Regions from separate parts of the Mus musculus genome. Here regions 2 and 3 are each linked to region 1. Evidence: chromatin loops called from intact Hi-C (ENCODE). Cell type or tissue: gastrocnemius. All regions are shown on one strand.

Region 1 (8,000 bases):
AGGAGGGATGTGGCAGGAATTCTGGGGTCACCTGACAGGACAGAATGTCACACACCAGAGGGTGTTGACATCTCACAGTCAGGGCAGGGCATTAGGGTACATGCTCTCTTTCTTTTTTTTTCTTAGGTATTTTCTTCATTTACATTTCCAATGCTATCCCAAAAGTCCCCCCAACCCTCCCCCCCCCACTCCCACTTCTTGGCCCTGGCGTTCCCCTGTACTGAGGCCCGATGGGCCTCTCTTTCCAATGATGGTTGACTAGGCCATCTTCTGATACATATGCAGCTAGAAACACGAGCTCTGGGGGGGGGGCAGTTACTGGTTAGTTCATATTGTTGTTCCACTATAGGGTTGCAGACCCCTTGCAGTTCCTTGGGTACTTTCTCTAGCTCCTCCATTGGGGGCCTTGTGATCCATCCAATAGCTGACTGTGAGCATCCACTTCTGTGTTTGCCAGGCACTGGCATAGCCTCACTAGAGACAGCTATATCTAGGTTCTTTCAGCAAAATCTTGCTAGTGTATGCAATGGTGTCAGCGTTTGGAGGCTGATTATGGGATGGATCCCTGGGTATGGCAGTCTCTAGATGGTCCATCCTTTTGTCTCAGCTCCAAACTTTGTCTCTGTAACTCCTTCCATGGGTGTTTTGTTCCCAATTCTAAGAAGGGGCAAAGTGTCCACATTTTGGTCTTCGTTCTTCTTTAGTTTCATGTGTTTTGCAGATTGTATCTTGTATCTTGGGTATTCTAAGTTTCTGGGCTAATATCCACTTATCAGTGAGTACATATCATGTGAATTTTTTTGTGATTGGGTTACCCCACTCAGGATGATGCCCTCCAGGTCCATCCATTTGCCTAGGAATTTCATAAATCCATTGTTTTTAATAGCTGAGTAGTACTCCATTGTGTAAATGTACCACATTTTCTGTATCCATTCTTCTGTTGAGGGACATCTGGGTTCTTTCCAGCTTCTGGCTATCATAAATAAGGCTGCTATGAACATAGTGGAGCATGTGTCCTTCTTACCAGTTGGAACATCTTCTGGATATATGCCCAGGAGAGGTATTGCTGGATCCTCCGGTAGTACTATGTCCAATTTTCTGAGGAACCACCAGACTGATTTCCAGAGTGGTTGTACAAGCTTGCTATTCCACCAACAATGGAGGAGTGTTCCTCTTTCTCCACATCCTCGCCAGCATCTGCTGTCACCTGAGTTTTTGAACTTAGCCATTCTGACTGGTGTGAGGTGGAATCTCAGGGTTGCTTTGATTTGAATTTCCCTGATGATTAAAGATGCTGAACATTTTTTCAGGTGCTTCTCAGCCATTCGGTATTCCTCGGGTGAGAATTCTTTGTTTAGCTCTGAGCTCCATTTTTTAATGGGGTTATTTGATTTTCTGGGGTCCAGCTTCTTAAGCTCTTTGTATATATTGGATATTAGCCCCCTATCTGATTTAGGATAGGTAAAGATCCTTTCCCAATCTGTTGGTGACCTTTTTGTCTTATTGATGGTGTCTTTTGCTTTACATGGTCTTTACATGGTCTCTTTCTAAGAGAGGATGGGTGTCATCCAGGATGGCAGGCCAAGCAGAGCCACCTGTGTCGCTCTGCAACAGACTAGGAAAGAAATAGATACTAGGACCCCTGTTTCTGGAGCGAGGGTTCTATGTTTCCTGGGCTGACCTTGAACTTGCTGTGCAGCCAAGGATGACCTTGTATTTCTGATCTTCCTGCCTCTACTTGCCAAGTGCTAGGCTCACACATGTGCACCACCACACTCAGTTTGTGCACTACTGAGAACAGATCACAGGGCTTTGTGCACGCTAAACAAGCTTCTACCAGCCGAGCTTTAGCCCAGCTCCTCATAAACTCTAACTCCCCCCACCCCCCAAAGACTTTAACTGTTTTGGGAGCTAGAGTAAATCCATGCTAACGTCCCTAGGATAGACCTCGGCTGAAATGAAATGTTAAGATTACTCAGCTTTTAAGTTCAAGAACCTTGTTCTGGGAACAAGCAAAAGATTCAGAAAGATTTTAAATTTTTCCCCCTTTCTCAACAGTCACTCCCCTTTCTAACTAAAGCCAGCAGATGGCAAGAGGCACATCTGCTTCCAGAAGGGAAAGGGGTCAAACACCAGATCTTGGAAGAGCCTAGCACAGCTCAGAGCAGTGGTGTGCCCAGAAGCCCAGTAAGTCAGCGGCACCAGGATCAAAAGGGCTTCCAAGGGAAACGAGAATATTTGTGAGAAATGGCGAGGCTTGAGATACTTAAAGAAGTGTAGCTCAGAGTTTGCCACAAAACCAGGAAAGAGGGGGCCAAGTATTGTTGTCCTGTGGGCTCTGAAGAGTCTTGAAGTTCAAGAGCTGGATAGGGCTGCTACCAGCAATGAGGTCAGAGCTCTGTTGCTCCCAGATTAGGAATTCATAAATAACTGGGCATTCAAGAATGCAAAGTGTATTCCTGCCCCAGTTGAATATGCCAAATTCAAGTACAGACACAGGGTGTAAACAAGAGAGATCCGCCACTCATCCTCAGGAATGGGAGAGGAGGAGGGGCCTTCCTCCCAGGAGGCTTCTTCTCTTGGTCGTTAGTACCGTTGGGTGACTGTTCTCACCTCAGAGAGTGTCTAGCCACAGGCTCACTGATTTGTCCTTGGTTATTCAGGAGTTCTGTGACCTCAGCACTGAAGACCTTATTCCAGGAATTCTCATCAGGACCAGTCACTCTAGTTGGAATTCAGGCAGAGAAGTGGGAGACAGGACTCCCTTCTCTCCTGTCCTAATTCCCCGAGCCATGGGTCTGGGAGCAGGTTCACAGGACTCTGAGAACTCTCTGAAGGTGACCATGGGGCTTTGAAATCTAAGAGAGAGCGGGAAAGAGGAAGAGAGGGAGAGAGGGAGAGAGGAAGAGACAAAGAGACAGCGAGAGAGACAGAGGAAGAGAGGAAGAGAGATGGAGACAGAAAGAGACACAGAGAAGAATGTGAACTTTCTTCTTGCCTGCACGCTGACATCCCATCATCCCTATACCTGAACGAAAACCTTTCTGGCCCTAAGTTTATTCAAAGAATCAAAGACTTGATGAACATTTCTAGCAAAAATTGTGGCTAGGACTGTGCACCCACCTCTCCCCTAACGATGCACCTAGAAACCTAGGACACACCTACCTGCACTGAACTGCATAAACGACCCACTTCAAACAACACGTCAGCTTACTTCTTCCTAGCAACCTTTAGCAACTCCTCGCTTTGTATCCCACTGTCATTTGAATCTGCAGCGGAACATATCTGAGTGCACTAGGCGGGGGCTGTTGTGTCCTGAACTAGTTTGGGGTGCACTAGCAATGTGGCAAACCAAGCTTCTTCTTTCATGTATTCTGGTTGGATTTTTGTCAGCTTGATACAGACCTTGACATATCTAGGAAATCATAATTGAGAAAATGCTTCCATAGACTAATATAGGAAGGCCCAGCCCACTGCATGTGGTGCCACCCCGAGCAGGGCATCCTAGATTGTATAAGAAAGCAAGCTGAACAAGCAACTCGTGAGAAGCACGGCAGTAAGCAGCACTAATCATGACCTCTGCATCACGTCCTGCATCCAGGTTCCTGCCTTGAGTTTCTGCCTAGACTTCCCCGGATGATGGAATACAAGATGGAGGCTGAAAGAAACCCGTTCCTCCCCAGCTTTTTGCCATGGTGTCTTATCACAGCAGTAGAAACCCTGACTGAGATATCATCTTATGCCTGTGCATAATTGGGTATGCATATGGTTAAAATCAGATGCATCATGGGAAAGGATGCACACAGGTAGCTATGTGTGCAGAATTCAAATCTGTAGATTTAAACGGAGATCCACCCATGGTATGCACCTTAGTAACTAACCCTTGCTCCACGTGGACCCCAGAAAAGGAAGTCCCAAACAATAACTAAAGCCGTTGAGTAGCACAGCTCAGGGAAGCTGCTACTCCTTTGCATCATAACCAGTCTGCACTATCGCTTTGCTTCTGAATAAACTTTCTTCACCATTTTGAGTCCTCCTGTGCTTAAAAATAAATTTGAATAGGCTCCAAGAACATGGGGACCCTAGGTCCAGACATCCAGACAGTGGCCTCTCGTATCAGGATGAAGTCACAGTGTTCATGACCCAACCACCTCTCAAAGATGGGGGCCACCCTCAGGGGCTCGTAATACTGGTACTGGGTGAGTGGAGGCTTGATTTTGAAGTTACGTCCAGCTCAAAGAGCATAGTACCTACTTTGTTGTGGCCCGGACATTCATTCTTGCTTTACGTAGAAGGCCTGGGTCCTAGCCAACATCTGGCACTTTCTCTTGCCAATACTTCAACACCAGACGCCAGCAGAGAGCCAGCCTGGGATCCTGTTAGTAACTAAGTTCCGAGGCCTCGGGCCTCCGAAAAGCCTATGAGATCATGTGACTGTGAAAGGGTTTTTACGTTTGTGGACCTGATGGTGCCAACAGAAAGGGGATGTGTGCCATCTAAACTACGTAAGGTTGCTTGGGATTCTGTTCCTGAGTTTTGAATGAAATATTTTGGGCATTTATGTCTTGAGAGTCATAATGGACTTCAAAAGCACAGGAGTGGGGAGGGGGCTGCTAAAATCCAGCTTGTTTATCCTTGAATCTTGATACTCATCTTCCTACCCCAAGCTGTGACTGGAATATTCCACACATTTAGTTCCTCCCATGCAGCGATTTCATTGGCAAATGGACAGAAAAGGAAAGGTCTCCATTCACTGAGTAGCTGGAACGAATGACACAAATTTACACTCAATTCCCAACCTTTCAAATTGAGTTGGAGTTGAAACCGTAGATCACTTTTGCTGGCAGCTGACGTTTTGTGTTCTCCCTTATGGCCAGCAGGGGGCGGGCTGGGCCTGGGAATGTGCTGGGATGCTCCCTCTCCACCAGCTACATGCAGTTTCCCCAAATCCCCTAGGAAATCGGGGCTGGCCTCCTCCACGGCCCCACTCTCCACCAGTTAGGGGCAGGCCGCTTTCCTCCCCACCAAAAAATAACTCTGGAATTCTGGGCTTTGGCTTTCCTGTAGGGCCAGTCTATTCCAGGGACTGGAATCTGTCTCTTGGGGGCTCAAAGCCAGCATCTTCTGACAGGGCTGGATCCCAGCCTCCCTTCCACTGCCCTTATGAGGACATTCTGAGTTCCCACAGTAAATGTAGCTCCTGGTGAGTCTCAGAATCAACTCTTGCCAACAACACTCTCCACTCCAGTCCATCCTATGCAGGAGCAACCTTCTCTATGACTTGGTTTTCTCACCTGCAAAATGGGACTAAAGTAGAGTACAGTAGAGTATGATTGTAATCTCCATGCTAGGGAAGTTCAAGGCTAGCTTGGGCAGCTTGCTGAATCTTAGGCTATCCTGAGTTAGATGACATTCTGATTTAAAAAGCCACAAAGGAGTGTGTGTGTGTGTGTGTGTGTGTGTGTGTGTGTGTGTGTGTATGTAACAAGGTTACATAGCCAGCCTGGGCTACAGGAAAACCTGCCACAAAAAGGCATGTGTATAGGTTAGGAAGGGGCTGGAGAAATATCTCAACAGTTAAGAATGTTTGCTGCTTACCCAGAGGGCCCAATTTCAGTTCTTGTCACCAGTTTGGAGTGGTTCATAATGGCTTCACTCCAGCTCCAGGGGACCCAACACCAATGTCTAGCCTTCCATATGCTCGGCACACATATTGCATGCATGCAATATGTGCCCACAGACACCTAATTTTTTTTTAGAAAAGGAAATGATAAAAGAGACTAAACCACTGTTAAATGCTTAGAAGTAGCTTAGCACTGAATCTATGAGAGATGCTGTAGGCATGGATGCCTGCAGTTCTTGGAGACTGTGGGACATGTTTTCCTTTGGCACTTGCCAGTGGACCACACAATGATGTCATAGGGTGCAGCATATGGTGCTTGCTAACCTACTACCAATCAGAAATAGCCTGAGCCTGGTTTGCCAGCCAGCAAGCCCAGGTCAGCTGGCCTCAATACCCAGCACTTGATTTCGACTCCAGACTGTGAGACTCTTGTGCCTGTGTGCTGAGGAGGGAAGTGGATGGAGGTTTTCTGCTGTTGCTCTGAATGCTAAGGTTGAGTTTCAGCCCAGACTCTTGAAGAGGAAGGAAACTTTGAAATTCTATACAAGTAGGGCTCATTCCAGTAGCCCCCAGAGGTATGCCAGGCTTCTGAGAGCTCCTGAGAGCCGCCAAGTCTTCCTTACATCTCCATGAATGGGTAAAACTGGGCAAAGGCCATAGACACAGGCAGGGTTTGAGTGCCAGCCAAGAGAGGCTCAGGGCATGATGGGAAGGACAGAAACCTTGTCCAGATGCAATCAGATGCTGTTCTGTGTGGGTCACCAAAGCACAGGAAACCAGGCGCTGGGCTCCTCACTGCACAAGGCTCTTTTGTTGAGCCTAATCCCTGTTGACCAGGCTTGGCCTCAAGGTTCTGTGCAGGGCCCTCCCCACCAGGCCCACCCCAGCTCTTTCCAGCCAAAGCCCCCGGGACGAGCTCAGGTTCCCTTTGGCTTCAATGGTAGAGACCAGATCTTGGCTGAGTCTGCCCCCATTTTAAGAGACTCTTTATTGCGGACAGGGCCTGGGTGTGCACACTGTATGAATTCCAACATAACCTCTTTTGTTTTTACCCTTCTTGCTCTGTCTGTTTTCCACTGATGGCCTTAGTCAGCTGAAATATTAATTACATAAAGATGGCCGGGCTGTCAAGCTGGAGAGGTTCTAGTCTGACTCCCTCTTTAGCAGACCAGGAACAGGCCCGAGAGGGAGATCCTTGCTCTAGGTCCCCCAACTGCTGCAGAGGCTCCTGACCCTCATCCCTGATCTCGGCTTCATTCTGTCTAGTGATAGACAAACTCCCTGTTTTAGGTTCCGAGTTCTCTGCAAGTGGCAAAACTCTCTTAAGACCCGAGAACGATATGGAGGGCAGGCCAGAGCGTGGGCCCTCTGGGGAGGGAAGTAGGGGTAGCTGAAGGACCCCTTGATCTGAGTGTGAGGGAACAGGACAGGGCACAGGCCCCTCCCTCCCTTGATCGAATCATTCGTCCAAAAGGGACCCCAGAAATGTCTTCAGACTAGAAAGGGACAGGGTCTGGAGGCTCCTGTGATAGGCTGTGAAAGGGGAACTTAAAAACACGGGGACTCTAGGAGCTCATGAGTAGACGGAAACCTGTTTCCCATCTGTAAAGAAGCAGAGCAGGTGAAGTGGAGTTTGGGGAAGCGGCGCGTGCTCACGGGCAGCTGAGGGTTGGGTGTTGTGGGCCTGGCACGTGGCACAGGGGCAGTAGAAGGGTTGAACAGAGAGATATTGTGTTTTTCTGGGAGCAGTGGGCATATTCTCGAGTGGAGCAGTGGGCATATTCTCGAGTGGAGAGCGGGGGAGGGGGGTGATGGAGTTAGGCCTAACTCACTCCCTCTCTCTTGGGAACCAGCTGGGAGAGTCGACAGGAATCTTCTGTAGCTTGCGCCTTCTTTGGATGCTCCTCCTGTCCGGTTGGTTTGACAGAGTGGGGACTAAATGGATCCTAACACTAAGACTTGGTACTGTCAGCCATGGTCAGCCTGGACCACGCTCCTTGTGGGGAGAGTTGCCTCCAGGTCTAGATAGATGGTCAGGAGCCCCTTGCACAGGTGTGAGCCACACAGGCTACTCAGAGCAGCTAAGGTGACTCTGGATCCCAGGCTTGGAGTCCTGTTTCCATGGAAACCAGCTCTTGCTGATGCCCCTCTCTTCCCAGGCTTCCCTGGGGCTGCTGGGTTCAGGCTCCAGGTGCCAAGTAACCGAGGATTCCTCCCAAACTCAGTTTCCAGAGCATTGCAGGGCTGGTTGGGAGAAGAGTGCAATTTTCTAAGCAGAATTTTCCAGATTAGGTAAGATGGGGGGCGGGGCCCGGGCACTTTCGATGTGACTATAGAATAGAGACCTAGTATCACGCTGAGGCTGGTTGGTAAAACT
Region 2 (8,000 bases), 680 kb after region 1:
GGGCAAACCTCTGCGCTGGGATCTCAAAGCGGGGGAAAGCCAGGTCGCCCACCTGCGAGAGCGCGAAGCCCGCGGCGCCCTCCAGGGCACCTTTGGCTGCGGCGGCCGCAGCGGCGGCGGCGGCGGCAGCAGCCGAGGCCGGAGCAAAGAGCGTTCGTGGGGGCGGCTGAGGCTTCGGGGGCGGCCGGTGATGGTCTCCGTTGAGCAGGTTCCTGATGGAGAACGGGGATTCCTTGGGCGCGGGAGGTTGGGGCGGTGGCTGCGGGGGCGGCGCGCTGGCAGTGCCCGAGGCGTCCGGCCCGGGCTCCGGCATGGTCCCCAGTCCTCCGGGTCCCACGGAGGGCGGGAGCGGGACAGGCGGGCGGCGGGCGGCGGGGCGAGCAGGCTAGGGGCCGGAAATCAGACCATAAACGGAACTCAACTACGGGGCTCAAAGTCGGGGGCCGCCCCGGGCGCGAATCGAGCCGCGGGAGGGCGGGGTGGGGACCGGGCCGGGGCGGGCTCGCATGGGGGGAGGGGTCCAGAGGGGCGGGGAGCGGACCTGCCTCTGCGCCGAGGGAGCGAGGGGGCCGGTAGGAGCTGCGGCTCCCCGGGAGGAGGCTGCGAGAGCGGTCCCCGGCTTGGGGATGCGTCAATCCGGCGCCGGATGCTAATGATGAAATCAAAATGTCATCCAAGTTAAATGCGGGGAGTATACGGCGATTGGGCGCGTACAATGGCAAATGGGATTAGGCCGGCCAAGGCGCAGCCGAGCCCAGGCCCCGCAGCCGCCTCCTCTACCGCCCCCTCCTCGCCTTCCCTCGGATTTTGGCGCTTTGGCTTCGGGCTATGAGAGCCCGCCTGTTATTGGCTTTATATAGTCCAATTAGGCAGCAAATGAGGACAAACCTATTAGCACAAAAGGATATTGGCTCTCGCTAAAGAGGCACTCTGAGAGCTCCCACCAAGCGGGAGGCGCGCGAGGGACCTCAAGAAGGAGACGCCCCCGGCGGGCCGGAGCGCACGGACCTGCTCCAGTCTGGAGCAAGCACCTCCCTCTACCCCCTGCAGCTCGGCTGCGGGCTGGCTGCTGTCCGGTCTGCCTGAGGGGGAGGGGCAGAGCAGGCTGGCCTGGGTCACCTCCGGGTTATCCGCGCTAGCAGCGGCCGCTCTCCCACCCCTCCCGGCCTGGCAGAGGCCAGCTGCCCCACGCGGCTGGAAAGCCTTGGCCGTGCGGGTCCAGGAAGTAGGGCGCCTCCCCGGCCCCGAAAGAACTCAGTACTTTCTTTCCCCAAACCTGCTAATCAGGGTGCGGCCAAAAAGAGCTTCCCCGCTCTTCGTCTAGTCGAGAGTCTGCCGACTTAGGAATCCGCGTAGCCTTGGCCTTTGGTCCTGAAAATGGATGAGTGATTCTGAATCTTTCAGGAGTAGGAGTTGGGTATGCGACTCTGTGCACGCGCTTCCCCTGTGCAACTGTCGGGGTAGCGGTGTTTCCTCACTGACAACTGTACTCCGAAGGACACCGCTCTTTTCTTGGTGACTGTGTCCGCGGCTCAAAGATCAACTTTAAGCCTGCGATCTGAACACAGCACTTTCCCCCCAAAGGGTGGCATTTGGAACTGCCTAATGCTTTAATATAGGCGCCAAGAACCGAAGGCGCAGAAGAGTACCTTTCTCGTTTGTGACCCTGGCAACGACACCTGCAGCATGTCCCAAGGGCCTCCAAGTCCCTGGAGAATCTCGGCGGGCCTCTGAGGAATAGCTGGACTCATTCGACCTTAACAGCTCCCTGGGTCAAGCAGGAAGCCGGAGAGACAATCAGTTCAATTCTAGATTTCCATGGGGTCCTTTCCCCTGGTGATAGTTCCTTGGCCCGAGAAAGATGACAATTTGTTCTCAGCCTGGATGAAAATCCCTTCACACCTGAACTTCCTCCGCCTCAGCCCGTTCTTTATCTTTCGGTTGAGTCTTGCCTAATTCAAGCTCCTCTTGCTTACCTAGCGCAGCCTGGACAGTTTTGGGTCCCCAAATGAGAAGTAGGTTTATTTTATTTTTCAGACCTAAGGCACCAGAACCGCCTCTACCAAGTCTTGAAGGTCGTATTTAAAGTTTTGACATCCACCCTCGGTAACGAACCCTACTATTGCCTTGTAAGTAGCGCTTCTATAAATGGTTACTATTATTCCTTTGATTTCGTATAAGGCTTTACTGGAATGCACAGGGGCGCATCATCTAAAATCCGAGTTGGAGCCAATCACAGCTCCGAGGCTCAAGCAGGGTTGGTAATACGCTCAGATTTTATAGAGAAAAGGTGTCCAGAGAGGAGGCTGTACCTAAGACGCCCAAACAGTGTGGGACAAGCAGCGGCCACCCCCACCCACCCACCCAAAGCAGAAATCGTTCTTCTTGAATAGACGACATCGGTTCGGAGCTCACTGCTTGCGCACAGCAAACCTGGCGGCCCACTAGGCTGAGGAGGCTCCCAAGGGTATGTGCGGGTCTGGTGAGGGAGAAGCTGCAGACGTGTGCACGCTTGCTAAAGTTCTGATGTACAAGGACTCTTTTAAATTAGGGAAAGAGGAAACACTTTCCACTTCTCGGAAAGGTGGTCGTTGTGAGTCAGTGCTACCTTACTCTCTGCCTACCCAGAGAGGCCGTGTGTTCAATCACTGTGTCTCAAAACAAAACAAAAACAAACAAACAAACACACCAAAACCAAAACCCGCAACAAACCCATCTATGAGTCCGTAGACCTGAAAGACATATCTGTCCCAGGAAGACAGGCGTGAAAGACATTCGGTCCACGGCTTCTGGCCGATCTCAGTTCTAGGACTAGACCCAGAAGTGTGGACCCAAGAAGAGTTAAGAGGCAGCTTACTTGGGCCGATCCAGCATGTATCTTTCCTAATGTGAGCATGTGTGTGTGTGTGTGTGTGTGTGTGTGTGTGTGTGTATTCACTAGAGGAAAGGGTCTCTTTACTGGGTGTCAGCATCTCCAGCTGGACGTCAACATCAGGAAGCACTGACTTGAGCTTTCCTTTCTGGTTCGAAAAAGCTCGGGTGCCTGGATAGCAATTTACTTGTTCTCCAGAAAGTCTTGTTCCCTCCACTTGCCAGCACCGTGCTGCCTTAAAAGCCAGGCAAACAGCGCCCTCTATGGGGCATCCTCGAGCCTACAGAAGTACCTGAAGAAAACACAGAATCTATGCTAAGAATTTAAAAGCCTAGGCCCTAATATTCCCTACCACCCTTAGAAAACAGCACTTAAAAAAAACAAAAAACAAAAAAACTGAGTTATGAGAGAAACCAAGGGACGTCTCCTGCAGATTCCCGCAGGTCTAGCCACCTTTGGAAGAGTTCTCTCCTGCTTTTCACTCTTCTGGCTTTCTGTCTCCCTTTAAGGCAGGTTTTAGTTTTCTCCTTGCAGCCTTTTCTTTTCATGTGGAGCCTGACCGCAGTTGCTGGAGCTTCAGGATGCTGCTGTATGAGACGAGGAGTTGCCTTATTTATCTTTTGAGAACTCAGTGCACACTTGGCCAGTGAGTAGGCGTTTCAGTAAAGGTTTGTGTTAATGCCTCAATTCTTGACTTAGGTGATGGGTGGGCGAGTACATGGATGAACAGATAGGTGCGTGGGTGGATGGGTGGGTGGGTGGGTGGAGTCACAATTCACACTGCAAAGGATTGGTCTGCTTGACAAGAGTACTTCAGACACCCTGGCAACTTCCTCCCAAACACTCCAGCTAACACAGTTTTTGAAGTGTTTAATGAAAATCTAGCTTGTTTGGGGTTTTGGCATAGGATCTTGGTCTGTAGCCCAGGCTTACCCAGAAGTCAGTATGTAGCCTCCCCAATGCTGGAACTACAGGTATGAGCAACCACACTCAGATAATCTGAGGTCTTTGATTACATATTTTTACAAAAAACTAAAGGCTTTTCCAGGAACACGACTGCTGAAGAGTGCCTCACAGATTTTCAGCACGCAGGCTGTGCACAGTCAGATCTTCACACTGCTGTATCTTGGGACAAGTATCCAAGAGGGCAAAGGGGGCCTGGAGAATACTAGTGATCAACACCAAACGTCTACCCAAAGAATGGGCCTCGGCAAAAGCATGCTTAGAATTGTGTCCTACACCTGCCACGCGCAAAAGTCTTATGTGCATTTGCACACACTCAAGTTGCTAAGCAGATTGTTCCCCAAGAAAGGGGAGTGTACACATGTTCTCTAGGACTTTACCCAAGGCAGGGGGCTTCCTTCTGCAGCCAGAGTGGATGAGTCCTCCCCAGATGTAGTGTACAGACTTACAGAAAGGGTAGGGACCAGCTAAGCGTTTAGCCAAAGTTGCAAGATCCATGCTGGAGGCCTTCACAACTAATAGCTAGGGTTTGTCCTGTTCCTGGTGCTTAGATTTGCCATCCAACACTCCTGAGTTACAGGTTTTTGATTTGTAGGTAAAATGGACAAAAGCCTAGAGCTGCGATTCCCAGGAAAACTCTGACCCTGTCTCCCAGGAAGTTCCTGCTCATCTTTCCTCGGGCTACTTAGAATACTACCAAAGACCCCTGCTTTGGCTAATGAGTGTGACTTTGAGGAATGTATAGCTCTTAGGGAGTGACTGCAGCCACGTAGTCCTTGATGACATAAATATCTTGATATATGTACTAAACTCCTTAGAGTGGCCAAATTACTAACCCTTCTCTGAGAATAAGGGAACTCACTGTGCAGAGCTAATTTTAGGCATCAGTCACTGGTTGAGTCCTCACTGCACACTGGCCACTATCCCAGGGAGAGGTGGGCGGTACTTGAAAGTGAAGAAACTGAGGCACAAGATTATACAACAAAAGGAAGTAGATCTTACCCGAGGACCCAGCCTCCTAACATTGCTATGAAGACACTTGGGGACACATGCAGTGACTGCTGGTTATGCTTATGGTAAATTCTTATCCACTCTACTCTTGGAAAATATTGACTGATTGGTTGACTGACTGACTGACTGATTGATTGATTTGTTGGTGGTTTATTTCGAGACAGGGGCTTACTGGGTCATTCTGGTTGGCCTGAAATGAGATTTCACAGAGTTCCAACTTGCCTCTGCCTCCCACGTGCTAAGATTAAAGATGACCCCACAGACCAAAAAAATCTGTTCTTGTTGGTTTCTCTGACAAAGCTAGGTTAGCTAATCCTGGTAGGCTGCCTACATCCTCTCCATCTTCCTACTTCTGGTGTCTTCAAATGTTTCCTTCTAAAACAGGAGTCTCCCACACACAGTTATGCACAGGTTGCTCTGTCCTAAGAGTTCTTTTCTTACTTTTTAAGATTTATTTTATTTTTGTGTGTATGAGTGCTTTGCTGGTATATATGTCTGTCTGCCACATGTGTTGCTTGTGCCCATGGAGGTCAGAAGCAGACACCGGATTCCCCTGGAGCTGGAGTTATGAATGGCTATGAGCCACCATACAGGTGCTAGGAATTGAACTCAGGTCCTCTAGAAGGGCAGCTGGTGCTTTTAACTGCTGATGCATCTCTTCAGCCTCTCTGTAGAGTGCTTGTGAAGGGGAAAGAACTTTAAATGTTTGCGGTTTTCTCCATGGAACTTGACTGTCTAAGAGTGTTTTAGAGCTGTTGGGGCTCCACAGGTAAAGGAGTTTCCACCAGATCTGGTGACCTGAGGTGAATCCCTGGGATCAACTTAGTTTCCTTTAAGTTGTCCTTGGACCACTACTCAAACCATAGCATGTGTGTGCATCCCTCTGCTAAATAAACATCATGCAGATGAAAGTGTCTGATGCTTAGATGGCTGATAATTTGCTGATGTCCCAGTCCCCTAATTCTGAAAAGCCACCAGGACCCACCATCATGAACCCAACAAGAGCAAAGCAGGACACCATTAGGAGAGGCTTCTCAGAAAGGGGTCCCCAGTGAACCTTGACACTCATCTCTTCCCAAGGCTCACCCTTCGTGGAGTGATGTACTCACTCTGAAGCCACACAGGCTCCCATTGTGGACATTGCTCTTCGATTTCTTTTATACTGTGGAGACAGGCTGGGTTTTCCAAACAAATCCTACCAAGTGCCAAGAACTTCATCACAATGCCTGGGATGCTTGTTGAGCAGCAGATGTGTGCTCAGCACTACTCCGGGCACTTGGGATGCTGCATCGAGCTTGCAGTCTTACCCTTAGGGATAGTGCACTAGAGCTGGGCATGGGTAAGTAGGTGATAAGGGTCATGGGAAATGCTAAAGGAAATGGGAAAACGGTGGGGGTGGGGAGGATGGCGGTGTATTAAATAGGTAGGCAGGAGAAGCTGCCCTAGGAAACTGAGGTTAAACTGGAACAGGGGTTCTCAACCTAACTAATGCTGTGACCCTTTAATACATTTCCTCATGTTGTGGTGGTGACCCCTAGCCATACAACTACTTTCATTGCTATTTCATAACTGTAATTTTGCTACTGTTATGAATCCTAATGAAAATATCTGATGTGCAGGATACCTGATATTCTGCCCCTGTGGCTGTGACCCACAGGTTGAGAACCACTGAACTTGAGTGATGCCTCATTGCTCAGTACTTGCTGGGCAAGCATGATGACTGGAGTTTGAATCCACAGCATCTATGCTTTAAAAAGCCAGATGCAGTAATGCTCACTTATAATCTAAGCAGTGGGGCTTGTTGGTCAACCGGTCTAGCTGAAAACTGGCAAGCTTCAGCTTCCGTGAGAGACCCTGTCTCAAGGGGACTAAGGCAAGAGGCGATACAATAGGATATCTGCTATTCTCCTCTGGCTTCTGCATCGATATGCACAGGCATGAGTATGTGCATGCATGATACCCAAAGTGCAGGTTAAGCAGATATTTTGAGGTATGCTTGGTGGTGGGGTTGGGGGCCAGGACGAGTGTCGCAAGCAGAAGGAAGTGCCTAAGACTGAGACTGCAAAGATGTGGTGTTGCCAACAGGAGACTAGCAAGAGAGGAAAAAGGGACTCACCCGTATGTGACTCTGGAGGCCTTGGTAGAAGGCTTGGCTGGAGGTCTTATTTTGTTACCTAGAACAGCGACACAAGTTGGGGGTGTAACTCAATTGGTAGAGCGCTTATCTAGCATTCATGAAGCCCTGGGTTTCATACTCGCATAAAACAGGTGTGATGGTGCCTGCCTATAATCCTGGCACTAGTTCGAAATAGAAGAGTCAGGCAGCAAGATGGTTCAGCTGGTAAAAGAGCTTGCCAGGCAACTCTGACACCTTGAGCTTAATCCTTGGAACTCTCGGTGGAAGAGAACAGATTCCCCAAGGATGTTTGCAGACACCTTCACATGTGCATAGTGGCATACATGCACGCCAACACTCACATAACACAGGAACACACACGTGCGCGTGCACACACACATACAGAGAGAGAGAGAGAGAGAGAGAGAGAGAGAGAGAGAGAGAGAGAATGAATAATGAAATAATGACATGGAGAATAGCTCTCCAGAGACAGTTTGTTCAGGAATAGTCTCAAGTTACCATCTGTAGTGTATCCCATTTATGCAGTGGAGTTGGAACCCAAATGTTTTGTTCCTTGTCTGTCTGAAGCAGGATCTTAATCTGTCGCCCAAAGTAGACTGGGGTTTTTGTTTCTATTTTGTTTATAAACAACTTTGTTTACGTTTATTTTATGTTTATTTTTGTTGTTCTTTTAATGTGTGTGTGTGTGTGTGTGTTTGCATATCATGTGTACAGGTGCCTGCAGAGTCCAAAAGAGTGTGTCAGATCCCCTGGAACTGTTAGTTGTGAGCTGTCAGACATGGGTGCCAGGATGTCATCCAGGATTAAGTACTCTTGAGCTGATGAGCTTGCTAGCCCTCTTCCTTGAATAGTATCCACCACAAGGCATATGTGCAGGAACTCTTGTGGCAAGACCTGAAATCTACATGCATAGTAGCTCCTTCTCCATGACTACCTGGCTTGTTTCTTTTGTTTTGATTCAGCACACATGGATCCACATGGGCACCAGTAACTTCTATATAATCAACGTTTTAGTAT
Region 3 (8,000 bases), 310 kb after region 1:
ATGGAAGTTCTAATCAGTCCATTGACCCCATAGAAACTTTAATATCAGTGTGGTTTTTTTATTCTCGGCACCTCAGTTCCCATTCTTGAGTTTGTCATCTTCCCTGCATGGTCCTCAAGTAGTAGTGTTAGCCACAGAAGGCTGCCATGTTTGTGTCTCTATCCCCAGGGTCAGGCTGACATCATTTGTTTTCGCATCTCCATAGCCTGCTCAGAGCTGAGCACAGAGAAGTTGCTCTCGAAGGGAAGACTAGAGCAGTGAGGAACACACCAAATTAAAGTAGAAGGAAAAGAGACCACTCCAAATCAGAGCATCCCAAATGATCAGACCCCTCCCCCCACAGTCTCCTCAGCACCAGGGCCGAGCACAGGGCCAGTGTCCTTAGTGTGGGAATGTGTCACACAGCCCTAACCTTTCCTGGGTGTTTCTTCTGATGAAGAACAAGAAGTTAAGTGAGGAGAGATTCTGCAGGAAGGGCTAAGAAAGAGCAGGAAGCAAGCCAGACCGCTGCCGTCGGCTGGGTCCTCTCACTGGTGGAGACAGTATAAGAAGGGACTGCACACTGTTCTGCTGCCCTCTGATGAAGTCATTTCCCACAAGGTATGGCTGACCATTGTGAAGCCACTCTGGGGCCGAACAGTCAATTCATCTTTAGTGTGGATAAAGAAGGAGGGAAGGGTGGAATGATCCAGGAGTGATGGGTGGAAACTGGAGACGTGAGCATGAGTCCGTGTTCAGCTTAATGTAGAAACAGGCAAAGAAGCAGATAGAGAGGCAAGGTATCCGTGGCGTAGACCCACACATTCCTTTCTCTGTCAGCTGAGAGGCCTAGAAGCAGCACAGTCACACGGTCTGTGCCTGGGTCTTGCTTTCTAATGCTGTGCTCAATAAGAAAAGAAACTTCCCAAGGAAATGACTGGCTCCAGGGCCAGCAGGGAATAGAACAGCTTATCCTGGAACATCTAGTGTTAGATACGTAAGAAAGTGCTGGCATACACACACACATACACATGCACACACTCACATACACACCTGTACACACACACACACACACACCATAAACAGACACACAAACACATATACAAACATATATATATATATATATGCATACATAATAAACATACATATACACATATACACACATATACATCCATACACATATATACACAAGCATATGCATATACCTACACACATAAATAAACTTATAAATAAACTAAGGTCTTCGCATTTGTGTTTATCTAAATATCTCCTGATACAGAGTGGAAATTAAGATGGCAGCAGCAGCAGCAATTATGGGGTAAAGGGACAGCTCAGACATGTTTCCAGTGTGACTGAACCATGTGCTAGGGGAGCTAGGCTCACCTCTCTCTCTCTTTCTTCTCTCTCTCTCTCTCTCTCTCTCTCTCTTTCTCAGGACTTTGGGAATTAATCATGCATAATGAATCAACTTAAAATTAGACCAAGCATTTTGGTAACAGCTGGTCCCCCAACTCCCCAGAATCTATAATATGTAATTTATTTTGACAGGTTTCTCATGGAAGTACTGGTGGGGGTGGTACAAAAGAAATGCTCAGCCTTTAGAAAGGGTCTGCTGGGTCCCCAACTAGGGAATCAGTTGGGAGGATCTATGTCCACCCCCAATCTTTGCATCTTTATCCTAGCTAGCTCTTGCTTCCTATCTGTGGAGGGATATGTGACTGCCTTTGCCAAGCAATGGTCAGGTGCTGATGTTAGTTAGCTACCCTCTGCCATGGGCATGGCAGCCTCCTCTTCATCTAGCGGATCCTGAGTGCTATTCCTACGGGGGGTGGGGGGGATAGGGTTAGGGTTAGAGTTAGGTTTGGGGTTTAGTGTTAGGGTTAGGGTTACGGTTACGGTTACAGTTAGGGTTTAGGGTTACAGTTAGGGTTAGTGGTTAGGGTTAGGGTTAGGGTTAGGGTTAGGGTTAGGGTTAGTACAAAGTCAAGAGGGTCTCTGAGGATTTCTGATTGCCAGTCTAGCTCCATGTTTGATCCCCAGAGCCTGTTTTACTTTTCTTAAGTACAGCATAGTAATACTACACATTGGTAACCCCAGGCGTGGGGATTCAAAGGTAAGAAGATCCCTGGCCAGCCTAGCTGAACTGGTGAGCTACAAGTCACTCAACAGAATCAAGAATCACCTTAGAGATAAGCTTCTGGACATGTCTAAGAGGGAGTTTCCAGAAAAGTTAACAGAAGTGGGAGGAGCCATTCTAACTGTGCAGCACCATTCCATGGGCTGGGGTCCCAGTCTGAATAAAAAGTAGAAAGCAAGCTGAGTACCAGCATTCATCTCTCTGAGATGCCTGACTGTGGAGTCAGAGTGACCATCTGCCTCACAGTCAAACCACCATGCTTTTCCCCACCGTGATGAACTGACTGTACCATCAAACTGCGAGCCAAAATAAACCCTTGTCATAGTCAAGTTTCTATTGCTGTGATAAAATGCTGTGACCAAAAGCAGCTTGGAGAAGGAAGAGTTAATTTTATCAAAGAGTTCTCACTATGTCATATTCTATCACTGAAGCCTAGACAGGAACTCAAAGCAGGAACCCAGGAACTGAAGCTGAAGTCACGGAGGAGTGCTACCTACTGGCTTGCTCCCCATGGCTTGCTCAGCTTGCTTTCTTATGCATCTCAAGACTACCAGCCCAGAAGTGGTACCACCCACACAGACTTTCCCACAGACCAGTCTGGTGGGGCCTTTCCTCACTTAGGAATCCTTCTTACCAAATGAATCTAATATGTACTTCTTTTAAGTGGAAAGAGCAAGGGGAACATTTAAAGCACAGCACAATCTTCCCCTCAATTCTCTTACATTCTAGACCAAGCCATAGTATAGCAACTGTACTAGGTCCTTGGCTCTCTAAGCTTCCCACAGGCAGTGGCTGGGACCACCCATAGTAGGCATTTGATGACTTTGAAGGAAGGACATGCCTCCAGGTCCATATATTAGAGCCCTGTTGAGGGTTCTTGTAACAGTCTTCTATTTAGCTTTTGTCAACTTGTCACAAACTAGTCACTTACAAAGAGGGAACCTCAGCTGAGGAATTGCCTCCATCAGACATGGACATGTCTGTAGATCATTTTCTTGATTAATGGTTGATATGAGATGGTCCAACCCACTGTGGGTAGTGTCATCCCTGGGACACTTTATGGAATGCTAGTCCTGCTCTGTTCCCTGCAGTTCCCCCAGGGCCTATTGCCTTACTGGAGCCAGCTATAATCTTTCTAAGAATATCCACGGTAAAACAAACAAATCCTGCATCCCTGAGGGAAAGGCACACATAGCAAGGTGTGTAAGTTAGGCCATGAGGCACATGGCACACAGCCTTACTTCACTCACTCAACTCACCAGACCCCAGGGACCCGAAAGATTCTCATGCAAAGCTTGGGGGGCAGGAAAGCACAGCTTTCCACCCTGCCATGCTGTGGTCCTTACTGGAACCTGAGTGGGTGGCAACTAGGAGCCCATACGTACCAGGGTCTAGAGCTGGGAAGGAAGGAGGCATTGTGGGAGCTGAGCTCTTCCTCTAAATGAGATCTTGCCCTTCTCAGGGCTGGACCCCAGATGGAACCAAAGTTCTAGGAATGGCCTAGAGCAGAGCAAATGCCTGCCAGGAACATCTTCAGGCATACATCCACCTCATGTTAGGCCCAGTCAGCTTATTGGGGGGGACAGGCATGAGAGGGTGAGTATGTTACCTAATACTCATCCCCATTTGCCCAAATGGGAGGTCCTCAGCCCAGCCCAAAGCATGATGGGTAGCTGTAGGAGCCCAGGGTCTATCACCATGACAAAGCTGTCCAGCTTAGCTGAGAAGCAGGAAGGCATTTGGCCTACCAGAGGCAATGCAGAGCTATGCTTGCAAGGAGGAGGAAGAGGGACGTGATCTCCCTAAGGGCACAGCTCTGGTGACAAACTTGAGAGGAGCAGCTCCAGCCATAGACCATTCTCCTAAACAGGGACTCCTTCTTGCAAAAGGCAGCCAACTCCTTTTGTGTGTCAAAAAAGAAGACTTCTACCAGATTGCTAAAAATGAGCAGCAGATAAAAATACAGTTCTGGTCCCTGGAGCCACGCATCCTGGCCAGGCTGCAAACAGCCTGCTTTTCTTTCTTTCTTTTTTTTTTAGGCTGAGACACTTCTCAAGCCCAAACTTGATATTCTCCACAAGGCCCAGTCTGCCCCCAAGTGGTGAATCTCTTGTAAAGACGCTCCACTGCCAACTTCCTCAGAAAGCCTGAGGAGTTTTTGTCAGAGGCCCTGAAGGGCTTTGAAAGTGAATGTTGGTTGGCTTTTCTCATTTCACAGACTTCTTGGTGTAATGTCTGAAGATGAAATGTTACTTCTCTCCCTCAGACGCAGTTGTGTTTGTCTAACATTTCTTGATGTTTCTTTTGTTCAGAAAATCAGGATGCCTCACCTTAGCAGACAGAAAAGATTTTAAACCCTAGAGACTATATATGTGTGTGTGTGTGTGTGTGTGTGTGTGTGTGTGTGTGTGTGTGTGTGTATGTATGCCCCACGCTGACTCATGCTCGCCCTTCAGTGGGGTTTTGGGGTAGCGAGGGTCTCTGTACCCAAAGTAGCAGTCTAATATAGGGTTAAGAGAACCAAATGCCTGCGTTGGAATTATCCCTAATGCCTCTCACTAGGCGCATGACCTTGGAGATATAATTTCAACTCTCTGCTAAGTATAGATGCAGTCTAAGTGTGAACTCAGAGGCTTGTGTTGGAAGTTTGGTCTCCATTGAAGTGCCACTAAGAGGCAATGGAACCTTCCTGAGGTAGGGTCTGGAGTCTGGGGAATTCATCTCCCCTTAGAGATAACTAAGAGGGTTTGTAGTTCCACTGACATCCCAAAGTCCTCTGAGGTTCTGCACTAGTTACATTTCTTAATGTTGTGACCAAACACCTGAGAAGATGCCACTTAAGGTAGAGAGACTTACGTGGCTCATAGATTCACAGCAGGGATGGCGTAGCAGCTGGCTCCTGCGTTCCACACTGGTAGGAACTTGTGGCATGGTTTCTAACATCTCCACAGACTATGCAGCAGAAGCAGAAACTGGAGCTGGAAGCTGAGCCTGACTGTAAACCTGAATACATACCTCATTCCCCCTGAGACATTTTCTCCGGTAAGGCCCTACCTCCTAAAGACCCCACAACCTTCCCAAATGGCACCATCTGCCAGGGTTGAGTGTTCAAACACAAGCCTGTGGTGGGCATTCACAGCTCCCCTTTTACTTTCCCACTGTAGGGTTCTCACTCAGAGCTGAAGCAAAAGTGAGCCAGCACCACACCCCTGACTAAATAAACCTCTTTTCTTAGGCATGACACAGCTTTGGGTATTTCAGTATAGTAAAAGAAAACAGACCACCACACCCACTTTCTTTGTCCATAACATGATCAGATTTATGTTTGGAGTTTCTTGAGTGTTTGGTGAGTTAATGACCATCAGGGACTGTGGCCAATGTTTGATACGTGGTGTGAACTACAGGATCACCAAGGACATGACATCAGGTACATTGCTGTCCTCACTTCTGCTGCTATTGCTGCTCTTCAAGCTAGGCTAGCCTAGAGCTAACTGCACAGGTAAGGAGTGTGACAAATATTGGTCCCATGTAGTTATCAGGTCCAAAGCCCTTCCCACCTGGGAGCTGGCTTGTTTCTAGAACCATCCATGTACAGATTCTGAAGCCAGGCAACCTCAACCAGGACAGGAACCCTGATGGGGGTCTCAGAGAAGCAGGATCAAAGAGGGCAGGGTTGTTCCAGAGTTCTTCAGCAGGGACAGCAGCTAGCCAGGCAGTGAGAACAAGCAAGGCATCTCCGTTGAGACGACCTTGTTGGGTCTTGGCTGTCAGCCCCTCTCTGCTCTTTCCTGATTTGCTCCATCTCTGTCATCCTTGGCATTTGCCCCAAAAAGTTTCAGCTGGTCAGAGCCAGTTCTGTTTGCCCCTTCCCAAGGATCCTGACTGGCATAAGAAGACAGCCCCAGAGAGAATGTATGGCTTGCTCAGAGTCACACAGGAATTGTGTGGCAGAGCCCAGCTCCTCTACCTTGGGTTGTCCACTCTGGTCCTGCACCTGGAGAAAGGAGACGTGCTGCATCATAGGCAAACTCAAGGACATCAGGTGTAAGGACAGCCACAAATCCAAGCGGCTGTGGGACTACGACCTGAAACTAGGACAATAACATTCATGGTTGATGGTTCAAGGGCTCCCCTCAGTGGTCATCTTGCTGACAGCCGAGGTCCTGGAGGACTTTCTAGCTGGTTTCACAGAACTCCCTGTAAGGAGAAGCAGAAGGCACTGTACCATGGCCTCTGACTTCTGGATAAGGTGGCTTCACTGTTTCTCAAGCCTCTTTGCACTCTAACCCTTTGTAGTCATTTTCTAAAATAGATAGATAGATAGATAGATAGATAGATAGATAGATAGATAGATAGATGATAGACAAATGATGTAGAGGAAGAAGATAGATAGGCAGGTAGAGATAGATAAATCACATATAGATGATAGATAGATAGATAGATAGATAGATAGATAGATGATAGATAGATAGATAGATAGATAGATAGATAGATGGTAGAATTTGTGTGTGTGTGTGTGTGGGGAGAGAGAGAGAGAGAGAGAGAGAGAGAGAGAGAGAGAGAGAGAGAGAGAGAGAGACTTAGTGTTTGGTGTGCAATATATAATCTGAGAATTAATATCAATAATAAATTAAAAATAAAGAACCCGTGTTTGTCTAAGGAGGGCTAAGGGAGGAGGGCTAAGGTAAGTGGTACTGCTTTGTAAGTTGTTGCCAACAAAATCACCAAAACTTGTGAGTTTATTTTTATACAAAAATTTCTGAAAAAAAAAATTCTGGTATTGTGGAAAAGCACAAACATGGTTATGTTTCTGACATACCATGGTCATGACACTATGGGATTAAAGGATTAGTGAGACAGTGGGACAGTAGAGAGAAGATGAGCCTAGGAGTATATCATGGGGAAATGCCACATCCACTCCAATAGTGACCCGTGTGACAGAGCCAAAAGCCTGGACACAGTCCCGAGGCGAAAAGTTCACGGAAACAGTCGCCAGGAACGTGGCATCCTATAATGACGAATGCTCCAAATTTGTCCTTGCTTTAGTCGGTAAATGGATCTGTGTGCTCTCCCTTAATATTGCTTTATTATAAGTGCCTCTAAAGATTGATTTTGACATATAGCTAAGTTATATTCCTTCACCAGTCCTAGGCAGTCCTTGAGCTTTGAATTCAGTAAGAATGTTGCCTATTTAGTGACATTCAGAATTGCCTCTAGTATTGTAAGAGAGACAGTGAAAGAAATCAGGCATTACTATCTCCTACCTAGAGTTAGAATCTCAGGGCAAGCTTAGCAAAGTATACTTAGAGTCTTCATTACAGTCAGGTATGGCAGACTACATTACTTATTATTAGAAAGTCCCCACACACAATCACTTAGAATAATAGCCAAGTTACTCCCATATGCAGGAATTTACCATTATCTAGGAAGAAGGAAGGTTGTGGTCTAAGGAGGAACCAGAGTAGATACTTAGAACTATAGATAGCTGAGTTACACCCATACACAGGAATTTACAATGTCCTAGGGGGGAGGTGGACTATACAATAGACTAGAATTAGAACTATGGCAAGGGCACGAAGCCCTTGCCCCTGACTGCTAAGATTAAGCTGACCTTAGGTGGGGCTGCTTTTGATCCCAGTTGTTAACATTGATTTTATCCCAGTTGGTTCCTGCCAGTCCTTTGAAGGCATTCCTCTGTTTTGTGTCAGATACTTCAATGTACCTTGCCTGCTGTGATATCCTACTCCTCTGTTTTCTGTATTATATAAAACTGATGCTCATTTTGAGACAAATTACATTCAGATATACACTCTCTCAGTGTCTGTATTTGTTTGCCATTTCTCGCCAACTCTCTCTTTGCCCACCTGTAACCAGAACCCGTTTC

The links. Hi-C counts contacts between places; a loop is a spot of excess contacts. Peaks named below come from ENCODE experiments on the same cell type or tissue, not always from the same donor. Only the 100,000 strongest peaks of a DNase experiment are listed, where the experiment ranks them.
Region 2: it touches region 1 in a loop (4-fold over the local background); 12 of 42 quality-filtered maps call a loop at or near these places.
Region 3: a loop joins it to region 1, with 14 times the contacts of the local background. A loop is called at or near these places in 37 of 42 quality-filtered maps.

The regions. Positions count from the first base shown.
Region 1 is chr7:132,210,565-132,218,564 of GRCm38, reverse strand. No RefSeq gene overlaps it. Among named protein-coding and RNA genes, the nearest start is that of Cpxm2, 60 kb to the right of the region's middle. In gastrocnemius, a CTCF peak has its summit at 4,881 (motif pointing right); DNase peaks (open chromatin) are centred at 5,666, 5,964, 6,302, 7,759 and 2 more places; H3K27ac peaks cover 1,491 bases.
Region 2 is chr7:131,535,276-131,543,275 of GRCm38, reverse strand. Hmx3 (H6 homeobox 3) reads right to left here and starts at 313. Exons shown (of 2, transcript NM_008257.3): 1 at 1-313. The coding sequence starts at 313. In gastrocnemius, a CTCF peak has its summit at 3,143; DNase peaks (open chromatin) are centred at 1,019, 1,724, 2,420, 3,123 and 2 more places; H3K4me3 peaks cover 1,268 bases.
Region 3 is chr7:131,895,720-131,903,719 of GRCm38, reverse strand. No RefSeq gene overlaps it. Among named protein-coding and RNA genes, the nearest start is that of Gm34725, 64 kb to the left of the region's middle. In gastrocnemius, CTCF peaks have their summits at 4,225 (motif pointing left) and 6,247; DNase peaks (open chromatin) are centred at 3,857, 4,204, 5,925 and 6,234; H3K27ac peaks cover 644 bases.